Linked DNA regions of Homo sapiens: region 1 is linked to region 2. Evidence: read pairs that join two places in POLR2A ChIA-PET (ENCODE). Cell type or tissue: PC-3. All regions are shown on one strand. Each heading gives the region's core, and the rest is flanking DNA. Links, peaks and the distances in the headings are about the cores only.

The links. ChIA-PET counts read pairs that join two places held together with the same protein. Peaks named below come from ENCODE experiments on the same cell type or tissue, not always from the same donor. Only the 100,000 strongest peaks of a DNase experiment are listed, where the experiment ranks them.
Region 1: POLR2A ChIA-PET joins it to region 2 with 6 read pairs; 2 of 35 experiments call an interaction of 5 or more read pairs at or near these places.

The regions. Positions count from the first base shown.
Region 1 is chr4:83,849,403-83,854,786 of GRCh38, reverse strand. No RefSeq gene overlaps it. Among named protein-coding and RNA genes, the nearest start is that of GPAT3, 320 kb to the right of the region's middle. RefSeq lists enhancers at 1-115, 3,712-4,323, 4,324-4,935. In PC-3, for the core only: no CTCF peak of the experiment used is centred there; a DNase peak (open chromatin) is centred at 2,566; H3K27ac peaks cover 1,737 bases.
Region 2 is chr4:83,526,289-83,531,672 of GRCh38, reverse strand. No RefSeq gene overlaps it. Among named protein-coding and RNA genes, the nearest start is that of GPAT3, 7.1 kb to the left of the region's middle. In PC-3, for the core only: no CTCF peak of the experiment used is centred there; no DNase peak of the experiment used is centred there.

The DNA of each region.
Region 1 (5,384 bases), core at 254-5,253, 320 kb before region 2:
TTCCTTTTAAGCAAATCTATCACTACCACTCATATCAGTCTGGCCTAGCCTGACAATAGCTGTGCCTACAACCACAGCTAGGGAGTGTCTCCACCTCTACCTCCCATTGCCCAGCATCTTTAGGATAACTATGGAGGCTAATTCATAGCCTGGGTTCAGCTTGGCAGCCCTTCCTAACATCCTTAAGAACCACAAAAGGTTGGGAGCAAAATCCTTGTCATCTTTTCCTGCAGTTTAGACTGTGTGTGACTCGGCTCACATGGATGGTTTTTTGTTGTTGTTGTTGTAATGAGTAGGAGACAAGGGAGTCCTGAGGCTCGAGGTCAAAATGAAATATTTTTCTTTCAAAATAGTCATTGAAGGGAAGAATACTGCGTAGTTTTAAAATTGTATTCTTATTCAAGATTGCTTCTTAAAAAATGGCCATACAATAATTTGGGTGTACATGAAGGTTCACATATTGTATGATTCCATTATATGTAAAATATCCAGAATAAGTAAATCTATGGAGACAAAAAGTAATTTTGTAGATGCTAGGCACTAGGGGAAGAAGAAAATAGGGAGTGACTGCTTAATGGGTGTATCTCATTTTGGGAGTAATGAAAATGATTTAGAACTCAATAAAAGTGATGGTTGCACCATATAATGAATGTTCTAAATGCCCTGACGTGTACACTTTAAAATAATTAATTTTATGTTATGTAAACTTGCGAATTTCACTTCAATTTATTCAAAAAGATAATTTGTGGGGAACTTTGGTGAAATTTGACTATGAATGGATATTAAATGGCATTATGGAATTATTAATTTCTTGCATATGATCATGGTATTGTGTTACACAGTAGAAAGATATTTTTTATTCTGTTTTCAAAGGTAAGTGCAGAAATCCTTAGAAGTATCATGAAATCTGCAGCTTACTTTCTAATAGTTCAGCAAAAGTCATCCATTTCTATACAGAAAGAGATTAAAGCACATAGCAAAAAATATGATTGTTGAATCTAAGTGGAGGCTACGGGGCTGCTCATTGTATTATTCTTTCAACATTTCAATATCCTTAAAATTTTGCAGAGAAATATTGGGAGAATTTTTTTTCGATGATCTCCTGAAATTCAGAGTAAAGTTCAAGGCTCACATTAACTAACTGATTTATTAGTTCATTAATTAATGCAAAACATTGTTGAGCACCTGGTAGATTCCAAGTGCTGTGCTAGGTAGTCCAAGTATAATAATGAACAAAACAGATGTAATCTCTGCTCTCATAAAGCTTGCAGCCCAGGGAGGAAACCCATAAATAATTAGGCAGCTCAGTATGAGCTATGATGGGAAGATGCAAGATGCTAAGAGAATGCAGAGGAAGAAAGACAAAAGCTAAGACCTGAAGGACCTTATTTAGAGTGCTATAGAAAAAAACATTCAATGATATTTGTTAAAGCATAGTAGGGCAGACTTTATCAGGACCCTGGCAATAGATATAGGGACCGTGGCAATGGGATTTTGCAGTGGCGAAGAGAGATTGGATTCAACTTCAAATACAGCATGGACAAATGGTAATTTATGACCAAGAAGCAGGGTGGGGCTTAGTGGACAGAAAATTACTAAGAGAAAACATCAGGCGTGAGGTATGTTCTGGCTAAACTGACCTAATAGGATTCTTGCTGAAGAAAGACCAGGGCAATCAGATGTCACCCGGGAGATGATGGAGGTTGAAGAACCCAATAAGATAGCAAGGGGATCCGATATTGAAGATGGAGGATTCTCACTAAACTGACTTAGCAGCGTTCTTTGCTAAAGCTGGATTTTACAAGAAAGTGCACAGATGGGCCTAGGAGAAGTTTCAAGAAGCTAACTAAAGTTTGGTCAAACAAAAAAATCTTTGTAAAGTCAACCAAGTAAACAGAGAGAAAGAATATTCCAGGCAAACCCATAGGGTGAAGGCCTAGAGGGGAGATTCTGGGCCAGAGGCTGCAAATCAAAATCCCTGCAGAAAGAGCCAGACAGCATAAATGAATGAAAACCAGAGACAACCCCATTTTTAAAGGGTCATCAAGTCTATTGTGGGTACACCACTGAACTCCAGTCAACAGAAAGCCAGGAGGTGTGTAGTGGGGGGGATGGGGGGTGGATGAGAAAAATCACGGACCAGTGAGGTCAGGTGATCACCCCCAGTCCCAGTTCAGAGTACTTTCCCCTTTCCTATCTTGCTTTTGGAAGTGTAGACCTTTCCTAAAGAAGAGGAGTCGGAGCAGCCAAAACTATGTTCAAGGCATTAGAAAATCACCAGGACTGGGTGAATAACCATGACCATGACAATTAGCCAGGCACAGATCTATACCTGTACTCATGCAATCTGGGGCCTTACTACTATGCATATTTTTCATTTAAAAAAAATACAATTGGAGAGAGAAGCATAAGCACAGAGTGGCAATTCCTAGAGCTGTAAATCTTCAGTATATTCTAAGTTAAATTGATTGTCCTCCTGGAGCTACTTAAACATAATCACATAGCAAAATGATGAGAGGGCTCAGTCTTCAGTTTTCTTTTGTTTTGTTTGCCTGACTGTAGCCAGACTGTTGCTGATTCACATTAGAGACATGAGGAAAAAACCCTAACTTCCTTTCTCCCCTATTTTCACCGTAGGGCAGACAGAGGAGGAGAAGACAAGAAGGTGAAGTTTTAGGAAAATAGAATACTTGAGAAACCTTGAAATTAATATGGTGTTTGGCCTTTTGGCAATAAATAAATTAGGCTAAACAGCTTTGAGTTACCCTTTTTCCAAGGCTCAGTAGGGGTTAACATCAAGGAAGCTGGAGAACTTGGCAGAATGGGAAGTGCCCAGCACTGTGTTTAAGATTTCAGTCGGGGAGATCTGAGGGGTTTCTGCAAAATCCATGACAGCCTCCGGTGCCCTGAGAGACGCCAGGATATCCATGAAGACTTGGAGTGCCCACTTTACAATTAGAGCCCTAGAAGAAAATACTCCACTCTTTCTATCTTGAAACACATCTCTTCGTGTTATTTTATTCTATTCTAGGGCCTGAGAAGAAGCCTGGCTGCTAATTCACAGCTCCAGCCCTTTGAAGTGCCATTGATATTCCAAACTAGGGGAGCCTCCCGCATCATAATGGAATCTTCAACCCGCCCCGGGCTATACTACAAATAAACTTGTTCCAGCGAAATCTGCAAGCAGGCCCTGAGCACCAACGCCAGCCGACCTCTGAGAAAGCAGCTTGGGCAGCATAAGCTTTGCAAAGGAAAATAAAATCCTCAGCATGGAGTCTCAAACAAGAAAAATAGTGAGATATTTAAACCTGACCATTTCTTTTTAAAGACTTGGGTGTTCTTCAGAAAGGGAATTTCCCTCCCACCCCAGAAGGGTCCAAAGTGTTACTCATATTATTTACAGAGCTTTGAAGTGTGCCTCCAAAGTTTGAGTTCAGCTCTGAAGAATGTGAAGGTCAAATCATTTTCCCTTTCTGATGAAGGAAGGCTGTGAATTTAATACCACAATTTATTCAAAACAAGGAAATACACTGAGGCACTCTCCACTATTAATGCACAACAGTAGACGGTTGGAACCATCTCATACTCCAAAGAGTTTATATGGTTTGGCCAACAGTGGTGATACATTTAATGAGCCTCTGGTTAATCCATTCCTACCAGACTCAGCACCTGTAAAATGCAAGACACTTTGCTTCTAATAATAGGAATTGAGTTAATTTATTTAAACAATGTTAGAGTCATCATTTTCTAAAAGTAAAATAATTAAACATACATTCCTATAGTATGTGTATATTTTATAAAAACTGGAGGTTAAATAGCACATCTGGGGCATCTGGCTTTTCCTGGTAACCCTCCAGGTGACCTCTCTTTTTAAAAGTGGCCTTTTGAGCTTTATTATCTTAACAAGAACCCCCATTTATATAGCTGCTTTCTTTATGGAGCCTGAAGTGCTTTGTTGACCTTGGAATGCCCTTCATGCTTAGGAGGATGTTCTCCCTGGCCCACAGAGCTGACGAGACATTTAGAGGCCAGGAACCAAAAGGCTTGGCTGCAGGCAGTCAGTGGTGAATGTACGTCCAGAACTGTTCTCTCAGCTGGAATGATGCATAATATTTTAGTCTACGGGACCCAGCAGTGTGCTGTCACTACACACTTGAAGAGGCTACAAGGAGTCCAACGTTCTGAGTCAAGTCTGTGCTCTGTCACTTACTGGCTGGTAACCATAAGCACATAGCTCAAATTCCTGTAACCTCCTCTTCCCCACCTGTAAAATGGGATTAATAATTGTCAGGCCTCTGAGCCCAAGCCAAGCCATCGCATCCCCTGTGACTTGCACGTATAGGCCCAGATGGCCTGAAGTAACTGAAGAATCACAAAAGAAGTGAATATGCCCTGCCCCACCTTAACTGATGACATTCCACCACAAAAGAAGTGTAAATGGCCAGTCCTTGCCTTAACTGATGACATTACCTTGTGAAAGTCCTTTTCCTGGCTCATCCTGGCTCAAAAAGCTCCCCCACTGAGCACCTTGCGACCCCCACTCCTGCCCACTGAGCACCTTGCGACCCCCACTCCTACCCACCAGAGAACAAATCCCCTTTGACTGTAATTTTCCTTTACCTACCCAAATCCTATAAAACGGCCCCACCCTTATCTCCCTTCGCTGACTCTCTTTTCAGACTCAGCCCGCCTGCACCCAGGTGAAATAAACAGCCATGTTGCTCACACAAAGCCTGTTTGGTGGTCTCTTCACACGGACGCGCATGAAAATAATACCTACCTCATACATCTGTCATGTAACACTTTAGTGTTCTTCTATATTTGCATAGCTGTATCCTTCCATTAGTTTGTATAGAGCTGACTTAGTATTTTTGGTTGAATAAATGTTGAATGACCTGGCATTGTGTTCATAGCTTTACTTATTGTATTTAATTCTTACTATAACCACCTGGGCTAGGTACAATTATTAGAAGACATGACAAGGTGATAGTTAAAACAGTTAAGAAACTTGCCTGAGTTCATGAACTAGTTGCAATTGGGATTCAAATTAAGGAGGGCGGGTGTAGTGTCTCACACTTGTAATCTCAGCACTTCGGGAGGCTGAGGTGGGTGGATCACCTGAGGCTGGGAGTTCGAGACCAGCCTGGCCAACATGGTGAAGCCCCATCTCTACGAAAAATTAACCAGGCATGGTGGCAGGCAACTGTAATCCCAGCTACTCGGGAGGCTGAGGCAGGAGAATTCCTTAAACCCAGGAGGCAGAGGTTGCAGTGAGCCGAGATGGCGCCATTGCACTCCAGCCTGGGCAACAAGAGTTAAAGTCCGTCTCAAAATAAAAAAACAAACAAATAAGTAAAGTGCTCTGCCTGTAAAGCCTGTGGTCT
Region 2 (5,384 bases), core at 310-5,309:
TGCCTTATTTGAACACAGTTTGAACACTCAGCAGTCTATGAGTGGTTAAAGTATGACTCCTGGGATTGGCCAACACTCAGCTATTGTTACAGGCACATACTCTTTTTTTTTTTTTTTTTTTTTTTTTTTAGAGACGGTGTCTTGCTCTGTTGCCCAGGGTGGAGTGCAGTGGCATGATCTCAGCTCACTGCAACCTCCGCCTCCCAGGTTCCAATGATTCTCCTGCCTCAGCCTCCCAGGTAGCTGGGATTACAGGCAGGCGCCACCACGCCCAGCTAATTTTTGTACTTTTGATAGAGACGGGGTTTCACCATGTTGGTCAGGCTGGTCTCAAACTCCTGACCTCAGGTGATCTGCCTGCCTTAGCCTCCCAAAGTGCTGGGGTTACAGGTGTGAGCCACCACGCTGGCCAGGTGCATACTCTTAAGTTAGGTTTTTCGATCTTGTCTGCCTATTAAGTTAGGTTGCAGTTCATCCACAAGGACTCAAATATAGAAGCACAGAGTCCTTCTCAGACCATATTTAGTTACTTTAACGCTCTCTAATAGCCAGAAGTTAAAGCTGAAATACTGAACATCTTAGGTTAGATCTGGAAGCATTCCACAGTCTGCATCCAACCCAATTTTCATCACATGCCAAAAAAAATCTTTCCCACCTTCTGTTTTATGCAGGGTTTCTTCTTCTCTGGGTCTTTGGTCACATCCCAGTGCTTCCCCCAGCGCACATACACACACACCTGTCTCCTGTTCTCATCCACATCCCTCACTTCACAGGTCAGGGATCCATCATGGAGATCCTACCAGTTGCTGAGTATGTCTATTCCAATTTTGCATTCCAGGACTGGGAAAATAACCACAGGATGGGTTCAAAGATTCACTGGGCCCAATATAAGATGGACCTGAGATAAAACTCCATTGATCACCTGCCCTACATAAGCTCCTAGTTTTACTTGTGAACCAGGATGACATGCTCCCACTTCCTTCACGTCATTCCCACACAATTCTCTAGATTTCTTTCAGCATACTTTGCAAAAAAATATGCAGTTCTTTGGCCAGGCACAGTGGCTCACCCCTGTAATCCCAGCACTTTGGGAGGCCGAGGTGGGTGGATCACCTGAGGTCAGGAGTTCGAGACCAGCCTGACCAACAGGAGTAACCCCGTCTCTACTAAAATACAAAAATTAGCCGGGCGTGGTGGCACATGCCTGTAGTCCCAGCTACTTGGGAGGCTGAGGCAGAGAATCACTTAAACCCAGAAGGCAGAGGTTGCAATGAGCCGAGATCACACCACTGCACTCCAGCCTGGGCAACAGAGCGAGAAACTGTCTCAAAAAAAAAAAAAAAAGCAGTTCTTTTGGAGTACAGTATACTTTCTCCTAGGACATATTTTGGAGTATAGTATACCTCACCTTTCATGACCTGCTAGGACTGGAGTCTAGTTCTAGTCTAGAACCAGACAGGAGTGATGGAGGCAGGTCCTGAGGAGAATGAGCAAGGCAAATGCCTCAGGGAAGGCCATGACACATTCTTCAGGCAAAGGAGGGCTAACTTCTTCAGGCAGTGGTGGAAAGCAGCTACAACTGGCAAAGGAGATGCATCAGAACTTAGGGATTCTGTAGCCTCAGCTTCATCAAGATCTGCCTTGTTCCCATACCAAATTCCAGGATCCTGTTCCTTCTCAGTCAAGGACTCACTTTTGTATTTAATTCAGCCCTTGGCAGATGGAGACTCGGGGGTTGGTTTTCAGAAATCTTTGCCATGTGGCTACAGGAGATGAGGGTTTATTTCAGGACAGACATAGAAGCGTTCAGGTTTTTTATGTGGAGTATGACCTGAGAATTTGAAGGCTTGAGCTCATCCTTTTCTTTTCCTACTACTCAGTGAAGTTAGGAACAATCAGCCAATCTTATTATATTCCGTAGTTTGACTAAAAGCAAATACTTGGACACCCAGAACCTTGCCTCCAGTAGATATTTTATTAGAAGTATCCAGTGGCCATGCCTTGCATATCTCTTACCATATCATAATGTGGACTACCAGTGCCCTCTTTACCACTGAAAATAGAGGCATTGGTGCCTTCAAAACTAACCAGATTAGAAAACCAACTCCAAAAACTCATTCTTATGATTCTGTTTCTCTATAACCACTTCCACTACCAAAATTTCTATCAGTCAAAATCTTTTTTTTTTTTTTTTTTTTTTTTTGAGATGGAATCTCACTTTGTCACCTAGGCTGGTATGCAGTGGCACGATGCCCACTCACTGCAACCTCCACCTCCCAGATTCAAACTATTCTCATGCCTCAGCCTCCCAAGTAGTTAGGATTACAGGCGCGTGCCACCACTCCCGGCTAATTTTTGTATTTTTAGTAGAGACGGGGTTTCACCATGTTGGCCAAGCTGGTCTCGAACTCCTGACTTCAAGTGATCCACCTGCCTCAGCCTCCCAAGTAGTTAGGATTACAGGCGCGTGCCACCACTGCCGGCTAATTTTTGTATTTTTAGTAGAGACGGGGTTTCACCATGTTGGCCAAGCTGGTCTCGAACTCCTGACTTCAAGTGATCCACCTGCCTCGGCCTCCCAAAGTGCTGGAATTACAGGTGTGAGCCACCATGCCTGGCCTCTATCAGTCAAAATCTTAATCAGAACAGAAGGAAATATGTATTAAGAGATTTACTGTAAACAATCATTTATGCAATTGTGGGGACAGGCAAGGCAAGTCTGAAATACACAGGGCAGGCTATCAGATGGAGCTGACTGAAATTCTAAGGCACAAGAAGCTATCAGTAAAATATCAATATCAATAAAATAACTTCACAGTAACACCTAGATTGTAACTAGAGGACTATAGCCCCTGAATAACTGGAGACTATATCCTGGCCAGTTCGATGCATCAAAAATATAATAAATCCCATGTATGAGAGAATGAGGCTAAAAAAGGAAAATAACATCTCAGTATTAAAAAAAAAAAAAGATAGTTTTGACCTCATGGACCCTCTGAAAGATTTTTGTTTTCCAGACAGGGTCTCACTTTGTCACCCAGGCTGGAGCACAGTAGCATGACCACAGCTCACTACAGCCTTAACCTACTGGTCTCAAACGATCCTCCCACTTCAGCCTCCAGAGTAGCTGGACTACAGATGCACACCACCATACCCAGCTAAATTTTTAATTTTTCTGTACAAATGGAGTTTCTTTATTCCCAGGCTGGTATTGAACTTCCAGGCTCAAGCAATCCTGCTGCCTCAACTTCCCAAAATGTTGGGATTACAGGGATGAGCCACAGTGCCCAGTCCCCCTGAAAGGTGGCGAAGCCTTCCAGGAGTAGCTGGGCTACACTTGGAAAAATGCTGGATTACATGAAAGTAAGTATCCAACAAAAAATAATGCCACTTGGAGGTACATTATTTACAGTGGAATTGCCTAATACCCTGTGCCCTATTTAACATATGTGAATTAAATTATATGACTAAAATAATGTAAATAACAAAAATTAAAATAGTGGTCATTCCACTCGGAGACCTTTTTGAAATGGGGAATATAAATGTGCTTTTCCTTCTAGAACTCTCAGTTCCTGGGGGAAGGTCTCTCAAAATGTGAACATTTTCTCCATGGAGTGCAATCCTAGTGTTTAAAGCTATAGTTTATATTTTCAAACTGCTCAGCCCTAAAAGCCACATAAGTACTTCATTTGTGCTCAGTCCAAGAAGTAATGAATCTATTCCAATAATGGAAGCATAACTGCCCAACAGATTCTTCTTGCCCACTGCCCAAATAAAGCCAATTTATTAAGACAAGAGAATTGCAATAGAGAGTTTAGGCCAGGTGCGGTGGCTCACACCTGTAATCCCTGCACTTTGGAAGGTCAAGGTGGGCGGATCACCTGAGATCAGGAGTTTGAGAGCAGCCTGGCCAACATGGTGAAACACAATCTCTACTAAAAATACAAAATTTAGCCAGGCATAGTGGCAGGCACCTGTAATTCCAGCTACTCAGGAGGATGAGGTAGGAGAATCGCTTGAACCTTTGTTATCCCAGCTATCGTCTTTGTTTCAAAGTTAAATGATAAGCTAAATTCCTCCTGTAGTTAGCTTGGCCTACACCCAGGAATGGACAAGGGCAGCTTGGAGGTTAAAGGCAAGAAGGAGTCAGTTAGGTCAGATTTCTTTCACTGTCATAATTTTTCTATGTCAGATTTTTTTTTACTGTCATAATTTTTGCAAAAGGCAGTTTCAGAAGGAAAACTAACATGGTGAGAGGTCGTCTAAAATGGTCACCATGATGGCGAATTTCTAGGGAACTTTTCAAGGATAATATTGATTGATACATCCAACTTTTTCTTAGGCTTTTCTTAGGCTTAAAGCCTAATCCTTGGATCTACTGTTAAAAACTTTAGACAAATTAAACAGAGTTTAATTGAGCAAAGAATGATTCATGAGTCAGACAGCCCACCTTCCAAAACCAGAAATAGATTCAGAGCAACCCTGGCACTACTGTCTGGTCAGCGAAGATTTATAGACAGAAAAAAGAGTGACACACAGAAAATGCAAGTGAGGTACAGAAAGAGCTGGATTGGTTACAGCTCAGTGTTTGTCTTGCTTAAATAGCTGGCCACCTGTGAATGATTGAAGTATGGCTGCTGTCTTGAGAGTTGGCTTCTTGCTCTTGCTACAAGAGTAGGTTATAGTCTGTTTACACATCCATTTACACATCCAGTTTGCTATGTACAGATAAACCTTTAGGCCAAACTTAAAATATGTAAGGAGGTAGCTTTAGGCTAAACTTTATCTATTTGTTTGTTTATTTATTTAAAGAGAAACTCGCTCTGTTGCCCAGGCTTGAGTGCAGTTGCGCCGTCTCAGCTCACTGCAAGCTCCACCTCGAGGGTTCAAACGACTCTCCTGCCTCAGCCTCCCAAGTAGCTGGGATTACAGGCATACGCCACTACATCTGGTTAATTTTTGTATTTTTAGTAGAGACTGGGTTTCACCATGTTGGCCAGGCTGGTCTTGAACTCCTGACCTCAGGTGATCTGCCTGCCTTGCCCTCCCAAAGTGCTGGGACTTAATCTAGTCTTATTGGAACCACTGTCATAGTATCTGATACCTGAACCTACTATATCAAGTCTTCAAAGTAGTAGTGAGAGCTAGAGGTGAGAATTTTCATCCCAGGGCAAACGATGTTGTCATTACACACTTGCTGAATTGAATGGAGGGTCTCACAGGGGCAAGTATGAAGCTTGAAGGAGTGGGTACACAGGTGAAGAGAAACCTCTGAAGAGAAAGCCCAGGCTCTCCTCTTCCCAACTCATTTATATACTGGTTATATGTAAATCAGCAGTCACAAGCCAGAGAACCACAGGCCAGATGCCCTTTACAAAGGTCTC